Regions from separate parts of the Homo sapiens genome. Here region 2 is linked to region 1. Evidence: read pairs that join two places in POLR2A ChIA-PET (ENCODE). Cell type or tissue: GM12878. All regions are shown on one strand.

Region 1 (5,000 bases):
AGGTGCAGGGGGTCTAGGAGGGTTGGAAGGAATGGAGAGCTATTGCTTAATGCATACAAAGTTTTTGTTAGGAATGGTGAAAAAGTTCTAGAAATAGATAGTGGTGACAGTTACACAATATTGTGAATGTACTTAATGCCACTGAATTGTGCACTTAAAAATGGTTAAAATAATAAATTTTATGTTATGTCTATTTTACACAACAATGACAAAGAGGGGAACATCTGGGAAGGGTTATATTTTCTGTGTAGATGCATGCTTGGTTGCTCTGGGGAGGAAAAGTGGTGTCTCTCCAATCCACAACTAGAATATATCCTGGAGGGCACAGAATCGGTGTCCTAATTCTTTGGTATCCCTCCTAGACCTTTGAGAGTGCTGACAAATGTAATTGCCTACAGACAGTGTTGCAGTAAACATCTGAGCCTTCTTCCAAAGGATAAGAGCAGTCATTTCATTAGTTCACCACAGGCTCTGAACCAATGACACTTCCTAAAAGGCTGAAGGAATCTGGAGAAGGTTATCTGCCCAACATGACTGTAGCCACTGCCTGGCAGGCCTTTTTTAGACAAAGGGTCATGTGGTTAGGCAGTCATCTCATTTTAGTGACTTTAAAAAATAAAATAATCTCGCCACTTGAGGAGTTTGTCCACCATGCTCTAAGTGCTGAGCCACCTCTGCAACTGCACTGACTTCTGGGAGCTAACATCTGTGTCAAGAGCACTTTTATAGGTTGCATTGTTTTCCTTCACCTTACCGCAGGGCTTCTGGGGCAGCTCAACAAGGAAAGAAGGGAAAAGGCCTCTTGCCTCTGTCAGTGACTCATCTTAAATCAGTGGTCTTCAAAATGGTGAATCTCTCCTTTGAGGGTACGAGAAGACTTTTTAAAGGGAACCTACATAGGGATGGGGCAGATCTTCAACTTAGATACTACTCCACTCCCTAATGCATCTGCCCAAGAATGAGCCAGCAATCAGAACAGCCCATCTCCTTCTTCACCCATCCTCCATCCCTAGTCCTATTATGAGCACTAAAGAGTCAAATCAAAGTATTGGTTTTGGAGATGCTTCCTTATTGATCTATCAAGGAACCTCAAGCCATAGCCTTTTGATCTTTCCCTTTTTGCACATAGTTCTGTTCAAGAGGAAGCTTAGCATTAGAAATAGAGTACTTTGGCCTGTGTTATGATGCTCTAAATTCAGAAAAGCCAAACTAATAAAGGTTAACGATGCTGATCCATTAAAGTGTAGCTGGAATGCACGGCAAGGCTACCAGATTTTTTGACATAAACTGCATAAACCTATGCATAAAAATTTTAGATAATTTATTTTAGAACTGTTGTGCTTTATTAAACACAGATTTAAACTTCAGATTTTTATCAAATCATATGTAATATGTCTTCTAATTATAGTTAATCACCATCTTATTTCATTTCCTATCATGTTTAACATTTTTTACTTATTAACACAAAATTTATTCAAAACATGATTAAAAATGTAGATGTCCACTTAAAACTGGGCAAAGGAATACATGGATTATTTTTTTCAAAAATCTTTTAGAGCAGCATTATTCAATAGAAACACAATGTGAGCCAACTTGTAATTAACACATTGAAAATGTAAACAGAAAACAGGTGAAATTAACTTTAGTAAGCTATTTTATCTAACCCAGTATATCCAAAATATTATTTTAACATGTGATCAATAGAAGTGATTACTGGCCGCACACGGTGGCTCACGCCTGTAATCCCAGCACTTTGGGAGGCTGAGGTGGGCGGATCTTGAGATCAGGAGATCGAGACCATCCTGGCTAATACAGCGAAACCCCGTCTCTACTAAAAATACAAAAAATTAGCCAGGCATGGTGGCACATGCCTGTAGTCCCAGCTACTTGGGAGGCTGAGGCAGGAGAATCACTTAAACCCAGGAGGCAGAGGTTGCGGTGAGCCGAGATTGCACCATTGCACTCCAGCCTGGGCGACAGTGCAAGACTCAAAAAAAAAAAAAAAAAGTAAAAGAAAAAAAAAGATTACTAGTGACATATTTACATTATTTTTTCATAGTAAGCTCTCAAAATATAGTGTGTATTTTACATTTATAGCATCTCTTGAAGTGGACAAGACACATTGCAAGGGCTTAGTTGTCACAGGTGGCTAGTGGCTACCTTATTGAACAGCATAGCTCTCTTTAGAGCGTCTGCCTGAAAAGAAATTTTAAAATCATTGTGTCCTGGGTCCGAAGAGGCACTTGGGAAAAATGAGGTTGTTCTGTGTACAGGTTCCTTTTGGCCAACTATCTTGAGATAAGATGTTCTGAAATATAGCTAGGAGAGGAGAACAGAACAGGAGGAAAAGCCTCACAGTGCCTGTTATTTCATTGTTCTGATACCCCAAAGCCCCAACAAAGACCCAAAGTTAGCAAGTATAGTTATTTTAGTAGAGATTCTCGCTTGCCACCTTTGGTTTCTGGTGAATAACAAAAATCAATTCAAAGTAAAATAATAATCTCTTAAAAGCTTCAACTGTTAAGACCTGGTGAGAGCCCTCTCCTCTGGGTTAAACATATCCTTCTGCTGTAACCAGCTACAGGTTCACTTGGTGCCATGTCCACAAAACCATCTGCTCTGTTTTCTGTCATGACACCCAGTTGTTCAGAATGGATATTTCTTTCTTTCTTTTTCTAGTGTGCACATTACTAAAAGTAATTTAACAGCTGAAAGAGATACTTATGAAACCTACTGGAAACTGAAACCACTATTTAATCTCACGGCAAAGCAGTCATATAAAAACTCCGGCACCTTCTAATGTGCTGTCACAGTGCACCATGGAAGAACATCATTGAAAGCTGATGATACAGATGTGCTCTGTTTTACTTCCTTTTTGTACAGGGTTAGTACTGAGTAAGCTGATGTAAGACAGGAGGAGGATGGCTCTAGTTTAGCCACCTTTCCCAAAGTACCTACCATCTGCTGAAAATCATTTCCACAGCAAATATCCCCTTTTCCCCAATCTCTAACATCCAAACCTACCTCTCTTTTCTCATAAAAGACAATAAACAAATTGCTCGTGACTACTATATTAATTCCAGTGATAGTTCTGTGGTTTCATACCATGAGTTACCAGTGCTACAGATCCCTGTTTCTGGGTATCTCTCAGATATTTCTTTAAGGTTATTTCTGTTTGAAAGGGTTGGCAAACTATGGGCCAAATTCAGCCCAACACCTGTTTTTGTAAATAAAGTTTTATTACAACATAGTCATGCACATTCATTTACATATTGTCTTTGGCTGCTTTTACACTACGACGGCACAGTTGTGTGATTATAGAGTGGTGCATTTGCCTCAGAGACCTTATGGTGCACAAATCTAAAATATTTACTATCTGGCTCTGCTGACCCTTGATCTAGAGAATATAGTCTTGCTGCCAGAAATCTGCTATTTTGGATCACGAATATCAGCTTAATTTCTAAGATACAGTTACTCTGTAACACTTGGCTGCATTTACTTGTTCAAGCTGGACTCTCCTTTCCAGAATATGGGTTCTTTGAAGGGCAGGAGCTAGGTCTGTAGCATGTCTGAATTCCTAACACCCTGGAAACAAGCGAAGCACATGATAGATTTTTAATTAATGTTGGTTCTTTTTCTGGTTATTCACTGTCCCTCTGTTCTCATCCTACTCCCGGATCTATTACCCATTCTTTCTTCCTTGCTCTGTGACCCCTGAATGTTGTATCATTGGGCTCCCTCATGGGCTGGCTGGCTTCTGCTTGTTCAGCCAATGGGAGACACCTAACAGATCGCATGTGGGAAAGAGTGAGAAGTTGTCATATTTCTTCTCTGCCCCATCTCTGCTTTGGCCTGGCAGCTCTGGCCAAGGCCACAGCTCCACCCTGACGGCAGCTTTCACCAGGTAGCACTATGTCTTCCTCTTGCTTCTTACTAGTGCCCAGATGTCTTCATGGTTCTTTTCACCCTAACCCCATCTCTATAGTCTTCCTTTGGTTCCTTTTGTTAAGCCTTGGGTTCCCAAACTGTAAAATGGACTTAAGAACAGTGACTTCCTGGGGGGTCTTTAACAGTAGTTAAAAGATGCAAAGTAGTCAGGCTAATGTAGCACACAGTGAACGCCCCGTAGGTACTTGTCTGATTATTGCTTTGCAAGCTGTTTTCCAAAGTATGCCAAGGAACACTAGTTCCTTGAGAAAGAAGGGAGTATGTTACCAAGGGTTATGTGGAAAAGGGGCACCACAGCACGGGAAACACTGAGTTTAACAAAAAGTTACACAAACAGCTTGGAGCCTTTAACATGCTAATGGACATTTTAATGCACAGGGGGGAAGATGCTGCTTTTTCTGACTTTATTTTACCATGAAATCCTCTCCCATCCGCTTCCTCACCCTCCCCCACTTTTTTGTCATTCATGGCTCACCTCAACAAGTTAGTGTTTCCCTGATCACATTTTGGGGACATAACACACCCGAATGTTGATTACAGCAATTGCCCTGCTCCCTTCAGCTCTCCTTCTCAGCACACACAGCCAGCTTAACACTGTATAATTACAAATAGTTTATTATGCATGGTATAATCACTCATCTGTATAACACTCCCAAATTTATAAAGCCCTTTCATGTGCTTAGATTCATTCAATCCTCCTAGAATCTCTCTTAGGGTCTGTCAAGAATAGTCCCATTTTATACAGGAGGACACAGGCAGCTCAATGAGGTGAATGACTTGCCCAAGGTCATCCAGCTAATGGCAGGGGCAAGTTGCCTGGCACTATTTTAAATCTCACACTGTTCTCAACACACCCCAGCTGCCTTCTGCTTGACTCTGAACCTCTGAGAAGAGCCCTGTCAGATTCATGGTATTCCCAGGTACCTCTCAGAGACCCTCCAGTGGGCTGGTGGCTTTGAGAATTCTCGTGATTTTTATGAGACGCAAATTTCTGGTTTCAGATTGCAGTATTAAAGAATCTCTTCCAGTCTTGTGTTCAAAACAATCCCTAA
Region 2 (5,000 bases), 130 kb before region 1:
TTAAAAATTACTAACAGTATAACTGGAATGTTTGTAATACAAAGAAATGATAAATGCTTGAGGTGATGAATACACCACATACCCTCATGTGATTATTACATATTGTATGCCTGTATCAAAATATCTCATGTACCTCATAAATATATACACCTACTATATACCCATAAAAATTACAAATTAAAAAATAAAAATCATGCCGGGTGTGGTGGCTTATGCCTATCCAGCACTTTGGGAAGCTAAGGCAGGAGGATTGCTTGAGCCCAGGACTTTGAGACCAATCTGGATAAGATGGTGAAACCCTATCTCTACAAAAAAATTTTAAAAATTGGTTGGTCGTGGTGGCTTATGCCTGTAATCTCAGCACTTTGGGAGACCTAGGAGGGTGGATCACGAGGTCAGGATATCGAAACCATCGTGGCCAATATGGTGAAACCCCGTCTCTACTAAAAATACAAAAATTAGCTGGGCGTGGTGGCGTGCACCTGTAATCCCAGCTACTCGGGAGGCTGAGGCAGGAGAATTGCTTGAACCCAGGAGGCAGAGATTGCAGTGAGCCGAGATCACACCACTGAACTCCAGCCTGGTGACAGAGTGAGACTGTGTCTCAAAAAAAAAAAACAATCAGTTGTGCATGGCACTGTGGTGCATGCTTGTAGTCCCAGCTACTAGAGAGGTGGAGGTTGGAGGATCTTTTGAGCCCAGGAGTTTGAGGATACTGTGAGCTGTGATTGCACCACTGCATTCCAGCCCGGAAGAGAAAGTAAGACCCCCATCTCTAAAAACAAAACAAAATGAAAACACAGACAAACCAGACAAGAACACAACAATAACAACAACAACTATAGGCCGATATCCCTCAACAAAATACTAGCAAACCAAATCCAACAGAACATCAAAAAGATCATGGGGGATTTATTTCAGGGATGCAAAGATGGTTCAACATATACAAATCAAATCAGTACATGTGATACATCACATCAACAAAATGAAGAACAAAAACCATACAATCATCTCAATAGTCACAGCAAAAGCATTTGATAAAATTCAACATCCCTTCATGATAAGAACTCTCAGCAAATTAACTATACAAGGAACATAATACAATAAAGGTCATGTATGACAAACCCTCAGCTAACATCACACCAAACAGAGAAAAGCTGAAAGCTTTTCCTCCAAGAACTGGAACAACACAAGGATGCCCACTTTCACCACTCATATTACACACAGTATTGGAAGCCTAGCTAGAGCAATTAGGCAAGAGAGAAATGGAGGGCATCTACATTTGCAGACAACATAACCTTATATAGAGAAAATCTTAAAAACTCCACCAAAATATCTGAGAATAGATAAGCAAATTCAGTAAAGTTGCAGGATACAAAATCAACATAGAAAAATCAGTAGAATTGTTATATACCAATAATGAATTAGCTGAAAAAGAAATCAAGAAAGCAATCCCATTTATGATAGCTACAAAAACAAAATAAAATACCTAGGAATAAATTTAACAAAGAAGGTGAAACATCTCTACAATGAAAACTGCAAAACACAATGAAAGAAACTGAAGAGAACAGAAAAAATGAAAAGACATCCCATATTCATGAATTGAAAGAGTTAATATTGCTATAATGGCCATACTACTCAAAGCAATCTACACATTTAATGCAATCTGTATCAAAATACCAATGACATTCTTCAAAAAAATAGAAAAAAAAATCCTAAAATTTATATGGAACCACCAAAGACCTCAAATAGCCAAAAAAAAAAAAAAAAAAAGAGAGAGAGAAATAAAAGAAAAAGCTAGAGACATCACACTACCCTACTTCAAAATATACTACAAGCTATTGTAACCCAAACAGCATGGTATTGATATTAAAACAGACACAAAAACCAACGGGAGAATATAGGAACCCAGAAACAAATTCACATATTTATAGTCAACTGATTTTCAACAAAAAGTACCAAAAACATACATTAGGAAAGAACCACCTCATCAATAAATGGTATTGGGAAAACTGGATATCCACATGCAGAACAATGCAACTAGACCTATATCTCTCACCATATATATATTTTAAAAAACTACTAAAATGGATTAAATACTAAGTGTAGGACCTGAAACTATAAAACTACTTTAAGAAAACATTGGGAAAATGCTACAAAGCAGTGGTCTGGGCCATCATTTTATGGGTAAGACTTCAAAAGCACATGTAATCAAAGCAAAAATAGACAAATTGGGCTATTTCAAACTAAAATGTTTCTGCACAGCAAAAAAAAAAAAAAAAAAAAAGTCAACAGAGTGCAGCAAAACCCTGCAGAATTGGAGAAAATATTTGCAAACTGTTCATCTGACAATATCCTGAGTATATAAGAAATGCAAACAATAGCAAAAACAAGCAAACAAACAAAAACAAAAGCCCCACAAATAATCAGACTGGCAAAGGATCTGAATAGATTTTTCTCAATAGAAGACACACAAATGGCCAACATGTACATGAAAAAATGCTCACCATCACTAATTATCAGGGAAAAGCAAATTAAAACCACAATGAGATATCCTGTCACCCCAGTTAGAACAGCTATTATCGAAAAGACAAAAAATAACAAATGCTGGTGAGGATGCAGAGAAAAGGGAACTATTATACTTTGTTGGTGGGAATGTAAATTAGCATAGCCATTATGGAAAAGAGTATGGACAGTCCTCAAAGACCTAAAATAGAACTACCATATGATTCAACGATCCCACTGTTGGATATTTATCTTAAGGAAGGGAAATCAGTATATTGAAGAGATATCTGCCCCACTATTTATTTATTTATTTATTTATTTGTTTGTTTTTTGAGAGATGGAGTTTCGCTCTTGTTTCCCAAGAGTGCAGTGGTGCGATCTCAGCTCCCTGAAACCTCTGCCTCCCAGGTTCAATTGATTCTCCTGCCTCAGCCTCCTGAGTAGCTGGGATTACAGGCACGTGCCACCGTGCCCAGCTAAATTTTTTTGTATTTTTAGTAGAAACAGGGTTTCACCATGTTAGCCATGCTGGTCTCGAACTCCTGAGCTCAGGTGATCCACACGCCTCGGCCTCCCAAAGTGCTGGGATTACAGGCGTGAGCCACTGTGCCTGGCCATGCACCCCTATTTTTATTGCAGCACTATTCACAATAGCCAAGATATGGAATCTACCGAAGTGTATGTCAATACTGGATATAGACATGGAATGGATAAAGAAATTTATACACACACACACACACACACACACACACACACACAGAGAGAGAGAGAGAGAGAGAGACAATGGATTATTCAGCCATTAAAAATGATGGGATCCTGTCATATGCATCAAAGTCAGGCCCAAAGAAATAAATACCACATGTTCTCTCTCATATGTGGGAGCGACAAAACTTGAGCACATTGAAGTAGAGAGTAGAACTGTGGTTATTAGAGGCTGGGAAAGATAGTGGGGAGGAGAGGATAGGGAAGCGTTTGTTAATGGATACAAAATTATAGCTAGATAGGAGGAATGAATTCTAGTATTATATAGCACTGTAGGGTGACTATAGATAAGAATAATCTATTGTATATTTTTCAATAGCTAGAAGAGAGAATTTCTTTTTTTTTTTTTTTTGCTTTTTGAGACAGAGTCTCACTCACTCTGTCACCCAGCTTGGAGTGCAGTGGCACAATCTTGCCTCATGGCAGCCTCCACCTCCCGGGTTCAAGTGATTCTCCTGCCTCAGCCTTCTGAGTAGCCTGGGATTACAGGCATGCACCACCACACCTGGCTAATTATTTGTGTGTGTTTTTTTGTTTGTATTTTTAGTAGAGACAGGGTTTCACCATGTTGGCCAGGCTTGCTCAAACTCTTGACCTCAAGTGATCCACCTGCCTCAGCCTCCCAAAGTGCTGGGATTACAAGCGTGAGACACCGCCACCCAGACAGGTGTGAGACACCGCGCCTGCCTCTCGCCTGGCCTGGAAGAGAGAATTTTGAATGTTGCCAACACAAACAAATGATAAAAGGTGACACATATGCTAAGTACCCTGATTTAATCGTTACACATTGTATACATGTATTGAGATATCATTCTATCCCATAATGTCTACAATTATTACATGCCAACTAAAAATAATGTTTTTTTAAAATCTGAGCTATTTAGAGACTCTTTATAAGGTTGTTTAAAAATCAATCAATAAGAGGACCATTGACATTACCTTTTTTCAAGAGGGAGATTTTTGAGCAGAGGAGTAATACCATCAATCTATTGTTTAAAAGGAATGTTCTAGTAGCAGGCTATGGATCTGACAGAAAGTAGAGAGAAGAAATAAGAGAGCCTTAGTATTCTGAGGCCGGGCACGGTGGCTCACACTTGTAATCCCAGCACTTTGGGAGGGTAAGGCAGGCAGATCACTTGAGGTCAGGAGTTCGAGACCAGCCTGGCCAACAATGGTGAAACCCTGTCTCTACTAAAAATACAAAAATTAGCCGAGCATGGTGGCAGGCACCTGTAATCTCAGCTACTCAGGAGGCTGAGGCAGGAGATTCACTTGAACCCAGGAGGCAGAGGTTGCAGTGAGCTGAGATTGTGCCACTGCACTCCAGCGTGGGTGACAGAGTGAGACTCTACCTCAAAAAAAAAAAGAGAGAGAGAGAGAGCCTTGGTATTCTGTGATGAGAGGCTCTAAACTTCAGACTAGGCTGTCAGTAACACTAAGCATTTCTGATAAACATGCCCCGACCCCAATTTTCATATATTTATTAGGTTGGTACAAAAGTAATTGCGGTTTTTGCTATTGAAAGTAATGGAAAAAACCGCGATTACTTTTGCACTAACCTAACACTTCGCGTTCCTGACACCTGGCATTTAGGCCGCTAGCCTCACATCCTAGGCCTGGCCTCTGATGAGCCAGGGCTGCCAATGTGCAATTTGCTCTGCCTTCTGGCTCCTCACACTACTTTTCTCCTCATGTCTCCCCAACAAACCACCCACTGTGTCAGGGGACAGGCC

What was found. ChIA-PET counts read pairs that join two places held together with the same protein. Peaks named below come from ENCODE experiments on the same cell type or tissue, not always from the same donor. Only the 100,000 strongest peaks of a DNase experiment are listed, where the experiment ranks them.
Region 2: POLR2A ChIA-PET joins it to region 1 with 10 read pairs; 4 of 35 experiments call an interaction of 5 or more read pairs at or near these places.

The regions. Positions count from the first base shown.
Region 1 is chr10:61,985,944-61,990,943 of GRCh38, reverse strand. All of the region lies in intron 3 of ARID5B (AT-rich interaction domain 5B), which reads right to left. Among named protein-coding and RNA genes, the nearest start is that of ARID5B, 87 kb to the right of the region's middle. RefSeq lists enhancers at 2,532-2,781, 3,882-4,021, 4,021-4,683. In GM12878, no CTCF peak of the experiment used is centred here; a DNase peak (open chromatin) is centred at 2,733; H3K4me3 peaks cover 565 bases; H3K27ac peaks cover 4,564 bases.
Region 2 is chr10:62,116,048-62,121,047 of GRCh38, reverse strand. No RefSeq gene overlaps it. Among named protein-coding and RNA genes, the nearest start is that of LINC02621, 140 kb to the left of the region's middle. In GM12878, no CTCF peak of the experiment used is centred here; no DNase peak of the experiment used is centred here.